2 separate regions of the Homo sapiens genome follow, and region 2 is linked to region 1. The links are chromatin contacts, found by Hi-C or POLR2A ChIA-PET in ENCODE. All regions are on one chromosome and are shown on one strand. Each heading gives the region's core, a stretch centred on a gene start or an enhancer-like site at or near the end of the contact. The rest is flanking DNA. Distances are from core to core; before and after follow the strand shown. Region 1 overlaps PRLR (prolactin receptor). Region 2 overlaps SPEF2 (sperm flagellar 2).

Region 1 (5,527 bases), core at 1,759-4,258:
GCAATCTCAGCCCTACCATTCTGTGGAACTTGCTCCCAAGACTGGTATCTGGTGATCCCCCTGAGTACAGTCCCCAACCTGTCCTGCTGTATCTGTTGCTGCAACCTTCTACTCAGGTTTTTGACTCAGTTTTCCTAACTCCAGAAATGGACCTACCATTAGGGTCCAGAAATGGACCCTGCCATCCCTGTTAGGCAGGGATTCTGAGGTTCTTTTTAGCTCTTGCAAACTCAGTTCCTGGATAATCAAGCAAGGCCCAATCCAACATTTGAACTTTAGACTATCATACATATGACATGCACAAATTGTAAGTACAGTCATGTGCCACATAATGACATTTCAGTTAATGATGGACCATATATATGATGGTGGTCCCATAAGATTATAATGCTGTATGTTTACTGTTCTTTTTCTATGTTTAGATATATTTAGATACACAAACACTTACCATTCTGTAACAATTGCCTACAGTATTCAGTTCTGTGACAGCTGTATAGGTTTGTAGCCTGGGAGCAATAGGCTATGTCATCTAGCCTAGGTGTGTAGTAGGCTATACAATCTAGGTTTGTATAAGTATACTCTATGATGTTGGTACAACAATGAAATCTCTTGACACATTTCTCAGAACTTAGCCCTATCATGAAGCGACACTTATGACTGTATTCTGCTCAATGAAGTATCACAAAAAGAATATATCTATGTTACCACTCAGGTCAAGAGATTAACCACCAGTAGCACCCCAGAAATCCAACTTGCAACTCCTCCCAATCTCTACCTACTCCTTCCTGATAGAAACCATTCTTCCCACTTCTAACAGTACAGATTAATTTTACCTACCTTTGAACTTTATATAAATAGGATCATACAACATGCATTTCTTGAGTGTGTGTGTGTGTGGCTTCTTTCATTTCACATGGGTGTAGGATTCATCCTTGTTGTTACATGTAGTTTTACATAATTCATTTTCATTTCATCTCATTCATTTTCATTCATGTTATATTGAATGAAATACCATAACTCATTTATTCATTCTACTGTGTTGATGGACATTTGAGTTGTTTCCAGGTTTTGGCAAACTTTGGGTTTTGCTGAGATTGATCAAAACTCGAATGGCAGGGAAGCCCTGTGCATTTCATAATCACTCTGTGCTACCCGCCATATCTCCTGTTAACCTAAATTAAATTTCAAGTGCTTTTTTTGTCCTAAAAAGGCAAAAAGTCTCATTTCTTGCAAACAAATTTTGAATACATTCATCCGTTGTTTTCAGTATTAGGCATTGTGTTAAGGGCTTCCTTCGGGGTCCTTGGCCCACTGGGTTTCCTTACCTGCCTTGTTCTACCTGGGTTAGATGGCCTGAGGCTAACATAACAGGGAGAAAACCTCACATCAGGTACCATTTGATTTCCAGGAGTTGGGCTTTTTTTTTTTTTTTTTTTTTGAGACGGGGTCTTGTTCTGTTGCCCAGGCTGGAGTGCAGTGGCATGATCACCGCTCACTGCAGCCTGGACCTCCCTGGGTCAGGTGATTCTCCCACCTCAGCCTCCTGAGTAGTGGGGACTAGAGGCACGAGCCACCAACACCCAGCTAATTTTTGTATATTCTGCAGTGATGGGGTTTTGCCATGTTGCCCAGGCTGGTCTCAAACTCCTGAGCTCAGGAAATTTACCCGCCTTGGCCTCCCAAAGGTCTGTGATTACAGGCATGAGCCACTGCACATGGCAAGAAGTTGGAGTTTTCTTTCCAGTACAGAATGCCAACACTTAATCTGGAAAGTAAAGGACATAATGTGCTCAGGGCGGGAAGAGGAACAGCAGGGATTAGATATTACATACCAGGCTAAAGATTAAGACTGTTATACAAGCTCTGCCCAATGTCAACAGTCAATGATTGTGAATAAATGAAGCCCAAAAGGTGAAGAAAACAGAAAAAGATTCTAAGACATGGGACAAAACTCTGCATATAGGAAGACTGGTCCCACGCTGGTATTTCAAACACTAGACTTACAGCCAGCATAGTTTTCAGTATTTGACAGGGGAATCTAAAGAAGTTTTAAGGAGAACATGGCAGCCGCTCTTTCAGGAAGACATTGAAAACTGAGGATATAGTGCCAAGAGAACCCTGGCCTGCAGGTGGGGAGATGAAAGTTCCAGCTGTTCTTGCTCTGCCAATAATTAGCTTCACACAAACATGTGCCCACAATGAATGTTTATCTGCCCATAGTCCAGGCAGCATATCTATGCATTTGTCTGTGAAAGTTCACAAGAGGACACTTGCTCGTGTGGTCATTCATTATTATTTTTTTATCATCACCATTATCCAGTTTACATTTTGCTGTTTCTTGAGCAGGTTTCCATCTTGTACCCTGTTTTGAGGTACCCATTGGGGAAAACATCCAGAACTTTCCATAGTGAATTACTTTTATATAAAACGTTTATCACCTGGCAGTTTAGTCAGGTGAACGTAATTAGAAGTAGTTTAGAGGCTGCTGTAAAGTGTTCACCTCTGATTCCAGATATTCCCCTGCCCCTCTCCTAGAAATCCCAAAGGTTCCACTGAGGAAAGAACTTCCTGAAGACTCTGCACTCTGTGAAGATCATCAAGAGGAGCGCATGTGCTGTGCATGGTGATGGCTGCATTTGGTGAGAGGTAGATGATCAGCAGAGATAGGATTTGTCTAAACGAGAGCTGACTTAGACCTTGGGCCACTCAGGAATACCTGTGAAGAACCATCTCCTGGCTTCTAACCTAGTCAGGGCAAATTACTCCAATACGATATATGTGCCTTTGCACTGGAGTCACTTTAATAACACAGAACACCGATGCTTCCCCATGGCTGGAAGTATTGCTTCCAAATCTAATCACATTAACTCCACTCACTCACTACAGCTTCCTCATCCTAGCAACATCTTTTATCCCAAGGAGGCTTGTTTTCGAGCAGTCTTTTTGGCTTAAAGGCAAGAATAGGAATTGGATGAGTTTCAATTTCCCCCAGCCAGTGCACATGTAGGACAGATGGTGGAAAACCCACGTTGGCCTGATTTTCAGAGGAACTAGTCCCTCATGAGATCATCAATCAGTTACTAACAATCAAAAAACACCCATAAATCATACATTATGTTTTGCAGTTTACAGAGCTGTTCTATAGACATCAGTGGTTTCTAATCCAGGATTCCCATTACAGTCCAAGGAGTGTCTTAAAATTTCTTTTCTTTACTTTCTTTTTTTTTTTTTGAGACAGAATCTTGTTCTGACACCCAGGCAGGAGTGCAGTGACACGATTTCAGCTCACTGCAGCCTCTGCCTCCCAGGTTCAAGTGATTCCCCTGCCTTAGTCACCAGAGTAGCTGAGATTACAGATCTGCACCATCACGCCTGGCTAATTTTTGTATTTTCAGTAGAGACGGGCTTTACCATGTTGGCCAGGCTGGTCTTGAACTCCTGGTCTCAAGTGATCTGCCCACCTCAACCTCCCAAAGTGCTGGGATTACAGGCGTGAGCCACTGTGCCCGGCCTTAAAATTTTTCATTTCTTTGTTTTGTCCCTGGACATTCTCACTAATTGGCTCAGAATTGAGCCCACTTGGAAGGACATGGGCATTTTAAAAAAAACCTTTCTAGATGATTCTAAATTAAAGCTGGGGTTGAAAACCACTGACTTACATGCTATCACCTGACACGTAAATTCTCTGAGTCCTCTAAGGCAGCCTTCCTCCTGATAACAGCTGACTCAGCATGCTCCCCATATAACACCTCCAATAGGAGGCAACTTTATCTCACAAGCCTCCCATGTTCTCAGACCTGTGTGCCAATAAAATCAGCAAACCCTTGTATAGAATACACTTATAAATACATAAAAACATGTATAATATCACACATGAAATGTTTATATGTGATCCACTGCATGCCAGGCACTGTTTTGTTAACTCGCTTCACCCTCACAAGAAGCCTGAGGTGTAGGTATTATTATTATTCCTTTCTAACAGATGAGGACACTGAGGCCCAGAGACGGTCTGCGAGTTGTCCAAGGTCACACAGCTAGTGAGTTGTCCAAGGTCACACAGCTAGTGAGTTGGATATGGAGGAAGAGGAACTCAGGATTTGATCTCTGGGGTCTGTGCTAACTATCACACTTTCAAACGTGCAATGACCCTCCTTCAAGGAGCTCCAGAAGTACAAAATCCATGCTGGCTGTGAGGAGTGGGGACAGGTCAGAGGACCTTGGGGTCGTAGATTCTGAGTCCTCTAAGGCAGCCCTCTTCCTAATAATGGCTCACTCAGCATGCTCCCCCAATCCAAAGGCAGGTCTGATGCTGAAGGCTGTGGGAACCGGGGAGAGCTCTTCAATAGCAGTAGGTATTCCTGGGGCATCATGCCTGGGCACCACTGCCTACTTCAGATCATATGTGTCAAGATCTTTGGAAAGGGGGGCCCTAGGAAGGGGATTTTTAACAAGCACTTAGATGATTCTTATCACGCTCAAGTTTTGGAGCCTGAGCTCAAGCTGAGAGGGGCAGGAAAGGAAGATGCAGTGGAGGAGGCAGAGTGGCTTCCTCTCTACGGGAAATGTTGTATTTAGAACTTAGATAGAGGCATTGGGGGTGTGATCTGTTGGGTTATTGTCCCCAACTATTTGCTTCCTCCCAGCCATAGGATTGCATATTCCTACCCACTGTCATGGGAGGTACTCGTGCATTCTGTGAGAGGAGTACATATCCCACCTCAATCACTTTGGACTTGGCCATGTGAAAAGCTATGGCCCATGGGATGTGAATGGTCGTGATGTTTTTTGCCGTGTTTAACCTGAAGCTTAAATGCAACTGGATGGTTTGTCTTAGGTCTCCTTGCTTTTGTTCTCCACTGCCCTTAGGATGTCACAGATAGTGTCTATACCCTTCGTTTGGGTTTTAAAATGAGAAGACAGGTGGAGCCCCACTGAGAGCCCAGCTGAACCCAGCCAATTCTAGCAGAGCCACAGCCAATCTGCTGCTGACTCACAGTCCCCATGTAAAGTGAGCGGAGAGTAAATGTTGTTCTAAGCCACAGAGATGTCACGGTTGTTTGTTTGTTACTAATTGCAAAACTAATACAGGGCAAGAGTAGGAGGAGGACATAAGTTTTGCAAGACTTCAAACAAGATTATTTTTTCACAGATGGAGCTCTGTGTATATTATATACGTGTGTGAATGTGCTGTTCATCCAAACACAAAATAACTTTACTTTGCCATAAAAGTCACTACTGTATTCATAACAACTTTGTCTATTGTTATATATTAATATCTAGAAACTCAAGCTTTGAAGGTGAGAAGGAAAATTAAAATAAAACATAAATTATTGGCATACTGGCACTGCTTATTTGTCTCAGGGGGAAGGGAACATCAGGGGAATCATACAGAATCATTACAGAATCATGGGATTTTGGATCTTTAAGGGGCCCAAAGACTTGAAAGGTATTCTAATTCAACCCCTCACTTTAACACATGGGGAAACTGAGGCCTGGAAAAATGAAGTGCCTTGGCCAAATGCCTTGT
Region 2 (5,527 bases), core at 1,861-4,360, 710 kb after region 1:
ATAGTGTGTGCAAAAGGTTGGGCACCACTTCCATCAGGAAAACAGTGTGCAAGATGGAGAAACTAAGGACAAACCCCAGAGAAACTGGACAAACCCAGCAGAAGAAAGGAAGAACTGCAACTCAGAAATCACATAACCACCAAGCAGGTCTGGACCACACATGCTAAATGTGCATCCACTATGGCGAGTCCCAGGCCTTTAACAGCAGGGACTAAGGAGGGCAGAGGCTGACACCAACCCCCTTTCATACTGTAGCACTACATCCCTCTCAGATACCAGTTTAACACGAAGTCTCCCTGTTTGACTCCTGTGAGTTGTGTATTGAACTACAAAGTGTTTGCTGAGTTGAAAATAAAAGCGCTTTCACTTTGATAGAATGTAGATTGTGTATCTTGACTTCTCAATGATAGCAAGTTACATTTTGCAGTTTTCTTCCTATACCCACAAATGAAACTATTCAGACTTAAATATCTTCCTGTGTGCCTAAACGTTTTTGTTCTAAGTTGCTGATCCTTTTAAATATTAAATTATTAATTAATATTAAAATTAATTTTATTGCCTGTATTAGTATAACTGAAGTTGATTTCTTTTTTTTTAATTATACTTTAAGTTCTAGGGCACATGTGCACAACGTGCAGGTTTGTTACATATGTATACATGTGCCATGTTGGTGTGCTGTACCCATTAACTCGTCATTTACATTAGGTATATCTCCTAATGCTATCCCTCTCCCCTTCCCCCACCCCATGACAGGCCCCAGTGTATGATGTTCACCTTCTTGTGTCCAAGGGTTCTCATTGTTCAATTCCCACCTATGAGTGAGAACATGCGGTATTTGGTTTTCTGTCCTTGCGATAGTTTGCTGAGAATGATGGTTTCCAGCTTCATCCATGTCCCTATGAAGGACATGAAGTCATCCTTTTATATGGCTGCATAGTATTCCGTGGTGTATATGTGCCACATTTTCTTAATCCAGTGTATATATCATAGATGGACATTTGGGTTGGTTCCAAGTCTTTGCTATTGGGTTTTACATATATATACACACACATATATATTTATATGTATATATATACACACATATATATTTATATGTATATATATACACACATATATATGTATATATGTATATATGTAAAACCCAATATATATACATATATGTATGTAACATATACATATATTTTTTAAATATATATGTAAAAAAATTGGGTTTTACATATATATATATATATATAAAACAAGCTAGCAGCTGTTTAGACACGAAGCCTATGCAGTAGTGAAATATGATTACAGCATGTAAGAACACAGGCTCTGGAATCAGGTCATGGGACTGAATCTCAGGTCTACCCCTCAGTAACTCCCTGACCTTAACTTTCTCCTAATCCTGGCTTTCTCGTCTGTTAAATGGGGATGAAACATTCATATTCAAAGGGTGGTGGTGAGGATTAAGTGAGGTCATGCATGTAAAGCACTTGGCATGGTATCTGACACAGGGGAAGTGCTACAGAAATGATGGCTGTTAGGGGTACTATTCAATACTGATCACCTACTACTGAGACCCGTAGTATAAGCTTCCATAGGAGAGAGAAAATTGAGTACATAATTTGGTCACTGCTCTAAAAAAATTTAACTCCTTTTTGCAAGATAATTTTTACATGCAGGAATTGCAAGAAAGTGATATAAGTTAAACCAACCAAGTGCAAAATTATAGGAATTCAATACTTGACATTTTTGTGCTGGAAGTGTGGAGGGAGTCTGCCCAAGAAGGAATAAGCTAGGTCTTGAACGATAGCCAGGGTTTGGGAAAGTGGAGAGAGGGAAAGGGACGTCTACATGGATTTTGCTGTTGGGGTAGGGAGGCAGCAGAGTCCTGGGTGAAGGCAAGGTCTGGGGAAGGCATGGAAGAAGGACTGCAGGAGCCCCACCCCATGAATAGCCTGGGAAAGGTATAAAATGATCCCATTAAATTGGTCAGATCAGGCCAGATTGCGAAGAACCCAGATGTCACAAAGGGAAATGTGGATTCCATTTGAAAAGCAAGAGAGAATGAACAGGCTGCTGAGCAGAGCATGATATGATGTTAATTTCTTCATCCCTAAGCATTCCTTGGGGATATTGTGCCATAATGTCATCCTGCACAACGTGGATTCCATAGGCCCATCTCTCTAGACTGCATTTTAGCTTACATTCCCTGCTCCACATATCAGGGAACAGCTCTCTTACATTGAACCAGTAAAATAATTTGCAAAATCCTTTGGAATTATGTAAAATAGGACTTATTTTATATTGCTGATTACAAGTAGGAGCATAAAAATGATGCCACAATTATTTCCTCTCATACTGGAAAGAAAACTCCCACAAAATCAGTATGACTTGAAAATATCTTCACTCTGAGCAGAGTGATTAAATATGATGAACTTGCAAAGAAGATTCTATTTGACAATTTGCTTGAGAAAAGAAAATAGCCAACAGATGGCTACCTTCAAGAGTTAGCCTTTCCGAATAGGTGTTCTGACTTCCCAGGAAACCTGTCATCCATAAGACTCCCCCACTTTATTTTTTTGAGACAGAGTTTTGCTCTTGTTGCCCAGGCTGGAGTGCAGTGGCATGATCTGGGCTCACTGCAACCTCCACCTCCTGGGTTCACACGATTCTCCTGCCTCAGCCTCCTGAGTAGCTGGGATGACAGGTGCCTGCCACCACGCCCAGCTAATTTTTTGTATTTTTAGTAGAGATGGGGCTTCACTATGTTGGCCAGGCTGGTCTCGAACTCCTGACCTCAGGCGATCCACCCGCCTCAGCCTCCCAAAGTGCTGGAGGACTCCTTTTAAGTTATACATTCCCCTCATTTCTGAAGGAGTGTCAGCAACTAGCAATGTTAACTGAAGTACTATTGGCATTTGGAGCAGCACAGTTCCTCTTTGAGGATAACTGTCCCAAGTGTGGCAGAATACCTAACATTTCAGGCCCTACCCCCTGTATTCCAGGAACATCCTGACATACTGATCTCCAAAACCACCTCTGCCTGCACATTTGCCAAGCTTTCCTTGATGCACAGTACCCCTCTGGCTGAAAGCCACCCAGCAGCAGGGTGTCTGTCTTCTGTTAACCAGTCTCACAATACCTGTAGCACCTGGCATTCTCATAGCAGAGAGTTAGTTAGTGAGTTAGTTCATTGCCAGAATGCTTCTCTAAGATATACCTGAGTCATCTACTTTAACTCTCCCTCCTCAAGTCCTCCACACCTCTTCCTGGTCACTCCACCAAGGAATCTAATTAGAGGCCAGTAAACTACCACCCAGGGGACTCATTTGTATGATGGTCCATCAAGAAGAGTTGTGCCTGTGTCCTGAAAAGTCTACATTCTAATATTTACAGTGAAAAAGGGTCCCTTTCCAGTAAGGTGTTCTATTCTCATTTTTGCTAAAAAAAAAAATAATAAATAATAAAATAAAAACAAAAGAAATGAAGGAATGGAGAGAAAAGAATCTTTGAAGACTCAAACCACTGCACTCGTCCTGTCATTTTTTGCTTCAGATATCCATGTACAAGTAAATAGATCACATTTTTATAATACACTTCAACCACAGTGATGTCATCTGAAGATCTTTCAAGATAAGAAGAGCAAAAGCTAGAGTGTGGTTTTTCAGGTTAAAATGTTGTTTGCTATTATAAACAGTGGGAAGTGAAGGTTGTTGCCTAACAGCTCTATGTTTACAAGGTTCTTGTTTAGAAGTGACAACATTTTAAGATACATATTTGAAAAAAATAAGTATGCATAATTGTAATAATGCATTTAAGGTGTACTGGCTTTTGGTTATGAGAGTGGGCTCTGGAGCTGCACTGACTGGGTTCATACCTATGAAGTGTGTGGCCTTCGGCAAGTGACCTCAAAGTGCCTTGGTGTCTGCATCTGTAAAATAGGGCCAATGATCATAGTCACCTCATGGTGGGGGGGGTGGGGTTTGTACAAATTAAAGGAGATAATACATATAAAGTGTTTAACTCAGTTCCTGGAAGATAGAAAGCACTCAATATATATGAGATACTACTACTACTACTATTAGGTTCGTGCAAAAGTAGTTGCAGTTTTTGCCATTACTTTTTTTTTTTTTTTTTTTTGAGACAGAGTCTCGCTCTGTTGCTCAGGCTGGAGGGTTGGATTGCTGGATTCAGTGGTGCAATCTTGGCTCACTGCAAGCTGCACCTCCCGGGTTCACGCCATTCTCCTGCCTCAGCCTCCCGAGTAGCTGGGACTACAGGTGCCTGCCACCACGCCCGACTAATTTCTCCATATTTTTTTTATTAGAGATGGGTTTTCAATGTGTTAGCCAGGATGGTCTCGATCCCCTGATCTCGTGATCCGCCCACCTTGGCCTCCCAAAGTGCTGGGATTACAGGCATGAGCCACCGCACCTGGCCTCCCATTACTTTTGATGGCAAAGAACCACAATTACTTTTGCACCAACCTACTTCTACTACTGCTGGTCTGTAGTAGTTACCGTGCACAAGAAATTCTGAATCACGTGCAATTATATGTGGATGGACTAGTGAGCTGGCATCTAATCTCTTGAACACATATGTCTTGTCTTTGGAAAAAAAGAAGGACTTTACTGGTGCAGTGCCATGATGATAAAGGGTCCAAATTGAAGTCCCAGGAAGCCTCTGGTCCATACCTATGTGGAAGTTCCAGATTTTGCGTTGGACATTATAGGCATTCAGCTAAAGTCACTTATTTAATTTCCACTTTCATAGGCCTTGTACAAAAAAGTTATTTTCAAATAATGCTCCTAAATTATTAAGAAAATGATTTGTATAAATATAAGAAGATCAGTGAGGATATTGGAACTGGGTTGTTGGTGAACAAAGTCAATTTCCTGTGATAAATATATATTTATAAATGTAAATGAATAAACAATTTTCTCTAAAAACTTAATAACTTTAGTTTCTTGTGATGAACGCAGGCTCAATTATTATACATTCTTTAAAACAAATATGTAAATCAAGCATATTACCTTATAATTGAGGTTTATATTCAATAGGAGATAGCAAGAAATCTTTTAATGTTAACATTAGAATATCACCAGAAAATATCTTATAAACAAATGAATCAGGACCCAATTACATTAGGATAACATACCTATAATTATAAGTGCGAACTGAAGGAGACTTTCATCCCTCTTGTCTTCAGGGCACCTGACTTTAAAATATTCTCTAAGCTTCTCCTTTATCTTTATAACAAAATATGATAGCTGCTTCAGTGCTTTGTGTTTTCAAAGCACCAGTGTCAAACATTTTCTGGCTTTCACAGGCTCTTCTCCATTCACTGCTACTGAAAATTGTGGTCCCTGATTTCAGCTATAAATTTAGCTAAGACTGGTTTAAATATATCTGGAGCTTATCATTTTCCCCTTGCTATGGAGTGTCAGATAATCACAAGTTAGCTTATTCCTTAATCCTCAAATTAACTTTTGATAATATTAAAATGACATTAGTTATTATAAACATACTATATAAAGAAGACATG

What was found. Hi-C counts contacts between places; a loop is a spot of excess contacts on that map. ChIA-PET counts read pairs that join two places held with the same protein, here RNA polymerase II (POLR2A). Pooled maps may share reads with other maps.
Region 2: a pooled map shows a loop between it and region 1 (3-fold over the local background). The contact joins two enhancer-like sites. A Hi-C loop is called at or near these places in 1 of 168 maps with a recorded cell type or tissue (K562), 4 of 37 single-sample maps with no recorded cell type and 6 of 50 pooled maps. POLR2A ChIA-PET finds 5 or more read pairs at or near these places in 1 of 52 experiments (activated CD4-positive, alpha-beta T cell).

Annotation. Positions count from the first base shown.
Region 1 is chr5:35,093,408-35,098,934 of GRCh38, forward strand. All of the region lies in intron 2 of PRLR (prolactin receptor), which reads right to left. Among named protein-coding and RNA genes, the nearest start is that of AGXT2, 48 kb to the left of the region's middle. Within about 2 kb of position 3,009, at least 2 of the 41 ENCODE cell types and tissues checked have a DNase peak (open chromatin) inside an H3K27ac peak, as active enhancers do.
Region 2 is chr5:35,807,666-35,813,192 of GRCh38, forward strand. All of the region lies in intron 36 of SPEF2 (sperm flagellar 2), which reads left to right. Among named protein-coding and RNA genes, the nearest start is that of IL7R, 46 kb to the right of the region's middle. Within about 2 kb of position 3,111, at least 3 of the 41 ENCODE cell types and tissues checked have a DNase peak (open chromatin) inside an H3K27ac peak, as active enhancers do.